Linked DNA regions of Mus musculus: region 1 is linked to region 2. Evidence: chromatin loops called from intact Hi-C (ENCODE). Cell type or tissue: left cerebral cortex. All regions are shown on one strand. Each heading gives the region's core, and the rest is flanking DNA. Links, peaks and the distances in the headings are about the cores only.

The links. Peaks named below come from ENCODE experiments on the same cell type or tissue, not always from the same donor. Only the 100,000 strongest peaks of a DNase experiment are listed, where the experiment ranks them.
Region 1: a loop joins it to region 2, with 9 times the contacts of the local background. A loop is called at or near these places in 2 of 42 quality-filtered maps.

Annotation. Positions count from the first base shown.
Region 1 is chr13:96,683,555-96,686,054 of GRCm38, forward strand. No RefSeq gene overlaps it. Among named protein-coding and RNA genes, the nearest start is that of Gm33171, 13 kb to the right of the region's middle. In left cerebral cortex, for the core only: no CTCF peak of the experiment used is centred there; a DNase peak (open chromatin) is centred at 1,437.
Region 2 is chr13:96,928,209-96,936,323 of GRCm38, forward strand. Gcnt4 (glucosaminyl (N-acetyl) transferase 4, core 2 (beta-1,6-N-acetylglucosaminyltransferase)) reads left to right here. Exons shown (of 3, transcript NM_001166065.2): 2 at 7,672-7,788. Among named protein-coding and RNA genes, the nearest start is that of Gcnt4, 7.6 kb to the left of the region's middle. In left cerebral cortex, for the core only: no CTCF peak of the experiment used is centred there; DNase peaks (open chromatin) are centred at 2,759, 3,619, 3,900 and 4,731; H3K27ac peaks cover 1,616 bases.

The sequences.
Region 1 (2,500 bases), core at 1-2,500, 250 kb before region 2:
TTAGACTCAAAGGCAAGACTACTTGTCTTATATGTATAAGGCTTAGAGTTCAATTCCTCAGCTCTCTCTCTCTCTCTCTCTCTCTCTCTCTCTCTCTCTCTCTCTCTCTCTCCACACACACACACACACACACACACACACACAGAGAGAGAGAGAGAGAGAGAGAGAGAGAGAGAGAGAGTTAGTTCAAGGTCATTTAGATCAGTCATTGTGGTAAACAGATCTACTGCCCACATTAGAGAAAGAGAGCCAGACAGATCTTAGTGACTTAGAGGCCAGTGTGGTCTACATAGTCAGTTCTAGACCATTCAGGTGCCACCACACCTTTAATTCCAAATGACCTTGAACTCGGAGATCTCCCTGTCTTAATCTTCTGGAATCCATAGCCACTATGCTTCAAGATCTCCATACCAAGATCCAGATCAGAAACTTCTATCTCTCAGCCTCCAGATAAGGGCCACTGGTGAGCCTTCTAATTCTGGATTGTAGTTCATTCCAAATATAATCCAGTTGACAACCAGGAATAGCTACTACACCAGTTTATTATCTAGCCAACTTATTGATAGCTACTTGAACATCTTATACAAGCCGACAGCATGTCAGTTCCTGAGTTTCAGAAACAGAGGTTGCATATTGTTGGGGGAAATATTAAAAAAGAACCGCCAAATTCCCGAGGTCAATCCAGCTACTGTATGCCTGTCAACTCCAGTGCCTCCATGGCTAGCCCTATGCAGCGACCAATTGTAGTCTTCCCAGCTCCTGTTCGCTGCCTTAGTGCTGCCCGTACCCTCTCAGCCATAGTCTCCCTGTGGTCAGTGGTCCCACCTTCCAGTAATCCAGTAAGGCAAAACTCTAGAAACTTATAATTAATCAGTCAGATTTGTATATCAACAAATTCTCAATTCACAAAAAGACCCCACAATAATTTCAGGGCCAATTGATAATGGTACAAGCTGCCCACCTAGATCAGACAAGATATCCCAATTATTCTGTCCCTATATTGTGGGTTTGACTATGGGATTCAGCCAAGTCTTGGCCTACAAGTGAGATAGTCCCTTACTAAACGTCAACAAACACTTATTCCTCCCAATTTATGGTAGTTTACTTAATTATACAAGTAAGCACGTTGAGAAAGTCATAGAATTTCTTGACATTCTCAGAGATGTCTGGGAACTCCAGTGGGAACCCTAGGCACAGGTTGGGCAGGCAAAGAATGCTGATGTATGTTCTGCCTCTCTCTGGCTCACTGGGTCACACCCCAACAAGTCTCCATTTCCCCGAGGCAGCTTTCAGCTCCCTGAAGAGCTGCAAAGGTGACAGCAGCAGAGGCAGACACAGACAGGGAGACACATATGGAGCCGGCCCACTCCTGGCGAGAAAAAAACAAGCCTCTACTTAGAGCCACTAGTTCTGCTTATTCAGTCTAGCACATCTCCCAAAATAGCAGGTACAGGGACCACAGTGTTGCTGTGGCTCCTTCCTGCACAGGTTATCTTGGCTCTTGACCGAGCTGTCTGTAAGGCACCTCTCTCCTCATCTCCTCAGCTGCCTTCTCTGTCTTCCACCCCCAGCCTCGCTACACTCCTGAAGATGGGATAACTGAGCCTGAGACCAAGGAGCACTGTGCCATTCTCAAGAAAGAGCGTGAGTTTGGGTGTGAGGAGACAGCTTTTCCCGTGATAAAAATATGCTGGATGGCCTGTGGTGCACGTTTGCGTGCAGAAGGGCACAGAGGCGCGGAGGCATGGAGGTGTGTGGTCCCCTGTATGTCTTGAATACTGTATTTGAGTAGTAAGTTGTCTCTTGCTCAAGAGACAAAAACAGCAAGCAAGCAAGCAAGCAAGCAAGCAAGCAAGCAAGCAAGCAAGCAAGCAAGCAAGCAAGCAAGCAAACATCGCCATCCAAACAGAAACAGAATTAGAAGCAGGATAGAACGGCTGAGCAAGGAAAGCCTCACGCCTTTCTTGTCTTCCTCTTAGCTGGTGTCATTGCTCTATAAATAGCTGAGAAAGCCAGGTGGCATTAGACAGGGCTGCTCACGGAAGCAGACCAGATTAGAGACACGGGGATCACGCACCTTAAATGAACCCACTAACAGTTTCTGGAACAGCTACGACCCAAAGCTAATCAATCACTAAACACTGTTTCTACTTCTTGCCTTGCTTTGGGGGTAAAAATCCCATCTCGACTGGTTGTTTTCAAAGTTATTTTCTCCCATTTCTTCCCCGCAGTGAGTTTTGCAAGTGTTTACCAAGAAATGTTTCATCCGGTCCTGATTCCTTGCTTAGAACCTGTTTGCAGTTAGCTATGGGTAAAGTTCGAAATTTAGTACCTCCTGGCTGGCTTAATTTCATAGGCATCCACGGTCAATGATAAAGCAATATCAAAGCGGTAAATTCCTAGCTCTGAGAAATTGTAGTATTTATTGCAACCAAAATGAATTCAGCCATTATCAAATGTTTCTGAGGGTAAATTCACCCTAAGTCGAAAACAACTGCTC
Region 2 (8,115 bases), core at 2,517-5,016:
TTAGAAGCACTACTTCTGAGACTGCCCGCCCAGGGGGCTGTGTGGGAACCTCTGGAGATGTTGGGCCCAGCTTTCGTACGTTCTCTAGATCCTCAGAGCAGCTTTTGTTCCTCTTGAATTTTTTGTTCGTTGGCCCCTCACTTTGCAGTTTTCCTCATGAGGGACATCATATTCAGGGCAGGCTGCTTCAGATCCCTCCCTAAAAATCCTTGGGGAGAAGTGTACTGAGCAAGACACAGAGCCACTCCACAGGTTGTCAGCTGTCCCTTCCTGGTGGCTGGGTCTAACCTCAGATCCCTCAGGGCTTCAGCCTTCTGCAGTCTTGTGGTTGTCAGCCATCCAGGTCAGTGGTGGCTTTGTACCGCTGCCTTTTTCTTTTTCTCCTTTGGCGACCTCCTTCTGAACAGTGACTCATGCCAAGTGCAGTCAGCCATTCTCCACGGATGCTCCTGCAGTGAGCATTGGTCAGTGGTGGGCGTGCAGTTGATGTTTGGGGCCAATGCATTCACTCTGCATCTAGATGTCATCATTCAGGATCCAAGCGTGACAAAACTATCTGGCCAGTTGGGTCATTAAGGTCCAGGCCAATGAATTAATGACATGTGGGTTTCTTTGTTAGTGGCCCTTCTCGAAGCTAATGAGGCACAAAACTGGGGCCTCTTTTGTAGTCCTGTGGAGCCAGCATGAGAAGAATGACCCTGGCCGGTGGTTCCTGGCAGTGGTCGCCTTTGAGTCTCTGCTATTCTGAAAGTACTCTTTTAGTGTCAGCCCTGCTTATGTAACCCTATCCCAGCACACAGCCCCTGGACAGAGTGGTCAGCAATAGTGACAGGGGCTGTGGGGGAGGGGCAGCATAGATGACATAAAAGTGAATTCAGGAAGTAAAATTCGCACATTAGAATTCCTCTTTGCTTCATTTCAGTTTCCTGCTGGAGTCCCCTGTGTGTGGGGCCGGGGATGAGGGGGATGCAGGGGTGGTCACCTTTATTCTCTTAGGGTTAATTGCAGGACCTAAACCCTGGCGCCATCTACCTAAGAATGATCAGAAGCCTATGGGCAGATGCAGTGAGTCTTACGGGACAGGGGAGCTCTCATAAGAAAATGAAGACTAGCGATGCATTTGATGGAAACCTGACAAACTGTTACCAGCTATGAAAGTGGGACAAAGGCAAGAGGCCTCCCGTGGTGGGTGGAGAGGAGAAAGGACCAGGAAGAAAGGCAAGCACCGCAAGCTTCGTGCAGGTTCCGTGACAAGCAGGGCACTTGCTCGTTTTCTGTGAGAACTCTCTCAATTTTTATTTTGTGTTATGGTTGCCTACATGCACATATATGTACCACTCGCATACCTGATACACACAGAGGCCAGAAGAGGGGTTTAGATCCTGCCACTGTAGTTACGGGTGCTTTTAGACCACCATGTAGGTGCCAGGAACTGAACCCAGATCCTCAGCATGAGTAGCCAGTGCTCTGAACCCCTGAGCTGTCTCTTCAGCCCCCTGTCTCCTGCTTTCAAGGGTGTGAGCTTGCTCCTCTGATGGCCAAGTGTATGAGGTGAGAAAGAGGGTGACATATTTGATGGCAGCATACTGTGTCCTGAACATGAGCACACTCCAGTCAGATTTCTTTGGCTGGTCACATCCTCTGCTGTCCAGCCTGTTTTTCTCCTTCTAATCCAGTTAAAGGGAAACTCAATGTGATTGTCCTTTTGACCAAGATCTAATTGTGCTTAGGCATGACCCATCAGCCTATCTCATCTTGGATGGGTTATGCTGCGTGGGAACTGTGACGACAGGCCAGTGACTGTAGGTGGTAAAAGAATTCAAGACAAGACAACACAAAAAGACGGGACTAGAGTTTATTAGATACTCTAGTATAGATAGCTACAACCAGCTAAACCACCTGCCCGAAGGCATTGTATGTGTGTGTGTGGGGGGGGGGGGGGCTGCAGTTGTAGAGGGTTCTACTCAGACATCATGTCAGTGTTATTGTGCCCTAGTTATTTAGGGCTTATCAGATAGATATCTGTGTGGGGCTCTTATCTGGTTAGGCAGAGGTGTTATTATTTTGCTGAGGAATACGTTTTCTAGGGTGAATTAAGTCTCCGTGGGGTTGGCTCTCTGTGCAATGCAGCATGAGCCGCTAAGGGTCAGACTCCTGATGGGCTGAACTGCTCATTAAAGCCAGGAAGTCTTTGCCTTGCCTTGCCTTGCCTTGCTGTTGTGACTGCTCTAAAATGGATTGCAGCTAATGCAGAAAGTTAACTCTTTCTGGCCCTGTCCAGAGGCAGCAGGGTTGTCACTTGCTCTGAGCCCCAGCCTGTATTGAGAGAGCAGCCTTGTTCAGCGGTTAGAAGAGTTTGGTATAGCTGTCCGTCCCAGTAATATATATACAGCTTAGGTCCAAGGATCAGTAAAGCTTCTCTACTTCTCCTGGTGGTCTACAAGATGGAGAGGACCAGGGCTGCGCAACACGTGGCAGTGGCAGCGGAGAAGCACTCTGGCAGGCCCGGAACAATGGCACAAAATGAACACCGGGCTCTTCTCCCAGCCTGCCACTCGCCTGTGTAAATATCTGAAAGACCAGGGTGGGTGCATCCACCCCCACATTCCACCTAGGCAGAGTAGGGACCTGGCTCTGCTTAGCCATCATGGTCCACCAGGTTCCTTCTGTGGTAGCCTGCCCAGCTGTCATCCTGCCTTCCCTCAGCTGCCAGATCCAGAGACTTGCAGCAGACAGATCAGGAGAAAGATGTGGAATGATACACAGAGCAGCCGTGAGTTAGGCTGCACAGGAACACGGCTAGAATGGTAAGGAGTTTGCACAGCTGAAGGAAGGAATGTGGGAGGGGATAAGAGAGCCTAAGAAAGGATCATGAGAAAGCCATCACCATAGCAAAAAAAAAAAAAAAAAAAAAAAGAAACCCATGTGTCTTAGTTAGGGTTTCCATTGCTGTGAAGAGACACCATGACCAAAGCAACTCTTGTACAGGCCAACATTTAACTGGGGCTGGCTTACAGGTTCAGAGCTTCAGTCCATTATCACCATGGTGGGGAAGCATGGCATTGTCCAGGCAGGCATAGCACTGGAGAAGGAACTGAGAGTTCTGCATCTTGATCCAACTGCAGCCAGGAAAGGACTGTCCCCCAGGCAGCTAAGAGGAAGGTCTCAAAGCCCACCACCACGGTGACACACTTCTTCCACATCTACTCCAACAAGGCCACACCTCCTAATAGTGCTCCTCCCTGGGACAAGCAGATTCAAACCACCAAACCATGAAAGAGACATTTCCAAATGCTAGCTAAGACATTGTCTAAGACATTGTCTCTGCACACTGTGACAATTGGCCCTTGTCAGCCACTCAACCGAATTAAGGAGGAATTCTGAACTGGTGAGGTGAGGGTGTCTCCCGAGAGGACTGACCTGTGGGGCAATGACATATTCTCAGGATGGGCAGCACCTTTCCATCAAACCTGCAGAGAAAGGGTCCCTCTGTCTTCCTCTTCTTTCCAGACAAGTACAGCTTTTGTGCTGCATGTTACCAGACTCCAGCTTCTTGGGCTTTCTAATGTGCCTGCAATACCAGCGACTCTCCAGGGAGCACGCAGCTTCAGTGCCAGACCTGGACTGAGCGCCCAGCTTCCAGGACTGGGATGCTCCCAGGCTGTCACCTCTCCAACGTGCACATGGCCATCACTAACTCCACCCCTGCTGTGTATGCCAATTTTATGCACTTTATATATATAGTGTGTGTGTGTGTGAGAGAGAGAGAGAGAGAGACTCAGAAAATGTATCTTTATGATCCTCATTAGTGTATAAATATAGGATAATAGACATTTTAGGGTTTAAGAAGGAAATTGACATAGGAGTTATAACCAAGACACCAAAATCACCATAGCACGGGGTGGGGACTCTCACTGGCTTTAACCCTTTCACTTGCCTGTCTTGTGATCCCATGAGTCAAGTCCCTCTTTTTTAAAATGTATTTTCAGAATTTCAGACTTGGAGATAGTTGTATGTACAGCTGTGGGTCCCTGCCTGACAGCCTTGAACTGTAAGTAGAGGAAAAACAAACCAAAAAGCCTTTGCCTATGGAACCTGTAACGGCTACCCCTCAATGACAGTTCCTGGGTGTGGAGTGGACAAGGTGCTTTAAGCAGGACTCCGTGTCCTGGATTGTAGGGCAGCGGTTGGTACTAGGCCAGCTGTTTTAAATGCCTCTAGGCTGACAACCAGCTATCCAATTGTCCTGCCACACAGCATGCTCAGAGCATTAATTCAACTACTGTCTCACCATGGTGGGAGTCAGAGCTTGCCTTGCTCTTCCTAGACTAGGAGGTAGGTAGAGGCCAGCTTTCAGGACATCTCATTGGTGACAGACTTGGGACTCAAAACCACTGGTTCCCAATTCTAAACTTGTAGGATGTACCCAGAGGTCAGCTGGAGGGGGCAAATGTGTGTCAAGTTGGGAGATGGGGCCAGAAGGAAGGGGTGAGGGATGCACTCCTGGCTTTGAGCTGTTCAAAATATTCTTGAGCCACCTGGTACCATATCTTTTTATTGAAAACCTGCCTCAAAAGTCCCTGTGTGATAAGAACATCTCAAGAAGGGAGCCCACATACAGAATGATGCTAGACACTGGGTGGACTATTGCCTGTGACTAACAGCCATGCAGAGCTGGCTCGCCATGTGCTGGAGGGTGTTTAAGGGAAGCCTCGTCAGCCAACTGCAGTTCTCGCCAGCACTTGGAGTTAATTTGGTAAATCTTGCAGGCTGTCTTCCTTCAGATGTTTACCTAAAGCCTCCATCTACCTCCAAATTTAGACGGATGAGAAGTTCAGCATATTCGAGACATATTTTTGCACTTGACTATATACAGGATTGTGCTGTTGAACAAGTTCTCACTTTGACCTGATTTGAAGTTCATTTAGAGAGAGAAGCAGCATGTCACCCTTTTCCTTGTTCCTCTTTCAAAGTGCAGGTTTCCTAAATGTGTGAGGGTTTGTTTTTCTCATCTAGCCAAAGCTCAGGGATGCATCTGCTACGCTAGCTCAGAGGCTTAAGCTGGAGGCTGAGAGACCAGCAGTCTCTTGGTCTATACTGTCTCCTTCAGAGAGGCTCTAGCCATCTTGCTAGAGTTCCGAGCAGAAAAGTAGAAGAGAGACAAGGAGAGAGGCAAGGTGGTTTTTTTCCTGCTGAGAGCCATGTTCCCCACAACCTCGGATTCTTCCCAACACTGCCTCTTCTATATGGGAGACAGGAAGAAAGTTTTCAGAGTTGCCCATTTCTGTCACCGGCAGTTAGAGGGACTCTCTGAGAGAAGACCAGAGAACGACTGTTCTGGGCAGCTGGCAGCCTGCCAGAGTCTTCCCTATGGCGCTGTTTCTGAGTTTTATCGCATCTCTGTTCTGGCACTGACCACATCACTGTCCGTCAGAAAATCTGCTCGAGGTGTTGATTTCTGCTTTGTGTACAACTACATGCTTAAACATTTAGTAAGCTGGGCAAGCCTTGTGTTTATCTGTCATGTCTCCCGGGTGGTACAGCCCACTGTAACCTGCGGAAACTACTGTTCAAATGCAGCCTTGCCAGGGATGCCTGCTGCACAGCTGTCAGGGGATTTTCTGGATTGGGCTTCTGCAAAGGTTAAAAATCTCTGCTTTGGAACGTCCTGTCTTGGCCATATTGAGCCATGCACCATGGATTTTCTTCTATCCCTCTCCACTTAGTTTTTGAGTTTCTGGATTTGAACTTAGTATTTATGTAACTTATGTACAAGATTTCAGGGCAGTTTGCATATTTTAAGCCCACAGATCTTTGACTGAACCATGCAATCATGACAGAGGTGCCCACCTTAGCACACACATGTGTGTGGGAGGTATATGTGTGTACACACATGTGACTGTCTCTGTCTGTGCATGTGTAAATGTGTAAATGCCTGGGAATATGTGTGTTTGTGTGGATGTCTGTGTACATGTGTGCATGCCTGTGTGCATGGCACACATACACATTTCCACATGTGCATTTATGCCCTTAAGTAACTGCATTGTGAAGACGCCTGGAGACAAAAAGATGTGAATCTAGGCTCAACCAACACGGTGGAAACTCAACAGATATCAACTGTGGCTTCTGTACTAATCAAGTCAGGATCATCTAGGCATGGTGACCCACATCTGTAATCCTAGCACTCAAAAGTCTGAGGCAGGAGGATCATGAGTGAGAGGCCAGCCTGGGCTATACCATAAGATTCGCAACACATGCACAAGCACCCACAAACACATATACACACATGCATACTCATATCTGCACATAGGCATATACACATGCAACATGCACAGACACCCCGTGCACATTTACAATGCTTATTTTCACATGTGCAGGAGCACATGTGCATACAAATACACATATTCCCTGACTTATGCACACACAGATGCACATCCAGAGCTTCCTCACCATGCTGTTATTTAAGGGCATAAATGCCCATGAGGAAATGAGTTAACACATCTTCAGCTAGCTACAGATCTTTTCAATAGTTAATTTGGGGGGAATAAGATATGGAGGTGACTCTATGATACCAAAATAAAGGTTTCCAGAGATGCAGGGTTTTGGGGGGAGAGGTTTACATCTGCACACCTTGGATGAGGCAACGTCTTTTCTTTCTAACAGAAAAGTTCACTTTTTAAAAAATAGACAAAAGACTTGAGGTGGGTGGCTCAGTGAATAAAAGCGGGTATGGTGTAAGCAGGCAGACCTGAGGACCTGAGTTCAAATCTCCACTACTCGAATGAAAACCAAGTAAGCCAGGCCTGACCGTGTGTACCTGTGACCAGCACTGGGAGGCAGAGAGCTGGACCCCAGTGCTTAGTGGCCAGTCATTGAGTTGAAACAGCAGGCTTCAATTTCAGTAAGAGATCCTGTATCCAGTCAGTTAAAAGCAGAGCTGTGGAGAACACCGCATACCCTGCTCTGGCCTTTGCATGCGTACACAAGAATGCACACAACAATAACAACATTTTTTAATTCAGGTTTTCTACTTTATAGAAAAAAGAATAAAATATTTATGACCCACATTTTAAGGTTAGAACATGGAACTTGAAGGCAGTTTGGTTTCGCTGTACCTAAGCTCAGTGAAATGGACAGAAGACGAGCAAAGAAAGAAACTTGGGACCAAGGTCTAGGTGTTGGTCAGCCCCTCTTCTGCAGTCTTTTGTGCCCAGGCAGGCATGGCTTGGCATGCAGGTTGCCCTCCAACTAACATTTGAGGGCAGAGATATTTGGGGAATCCTTTTTTTAAAGTGTTTGAAGACAAACTCAGCATTTTACTTCCTAAGGGTCTCGAGTGTTAAGAACTGGACATTTCATTGGCCTTGCGGTCTCTGGCACTTTAGATCCTGCTAGAACTTCTTGGCATCGAGGTGACCGTGCCGGCTGGATGGTGAGCCACTTCTGCTCTTTACCTTGAGACATAAGAGGAAACCAAGAAGTCAGGCTGACCTCCCAGTTGCTGTAACTGCAGAGTAGTATCTGATTTCTGTGCTTTTTTTTTTTTGGTTACGCTGCTATGACCCAGATTTCCCGTGACCTTGAGGGACCACTCTCAGTCTGACCAAAGCATCTTGATAGGAGTTCTTCGTTTCCCATGTAACCTTACACAACCTTGTGATTTTTCCCTAGACCCGAACGACTCTGGAACAGGCACTGCAGGCGGAATAGAGATCTAAGGAAGCAGTATGGAGAATGACTTTCATGTCCTGCAGTTCCATTGAGGCCGCTGTTCTTGCTGTTTTGCAGGTAAAGTAACTATTTTTAAAAGATAACAGTCAGACCAAAGCAAACTACTGAGCAAGAAACCTATCAGTAGTAACACACCCTTGCCTCAAACAGAGCCTAGTTAACCATGCTGAGACAGTGTCCTTGGACATAGGATCGTTGTGACAGGGTCCTGCAAAGGCCCTGTCTGAGGATGTTCTGTGTGTTCACATTGCTGTAAAAAGCTCAGGATGGCTTTGCTGGTCCTTTGGAGTGACATTTCCAAACTGAGGTTCAATACAGAGCCACCACACAGAGTCACCCCTAAAAGAGTGGGGTCTGAGAGGAGAGATCCACAGAACATTACTG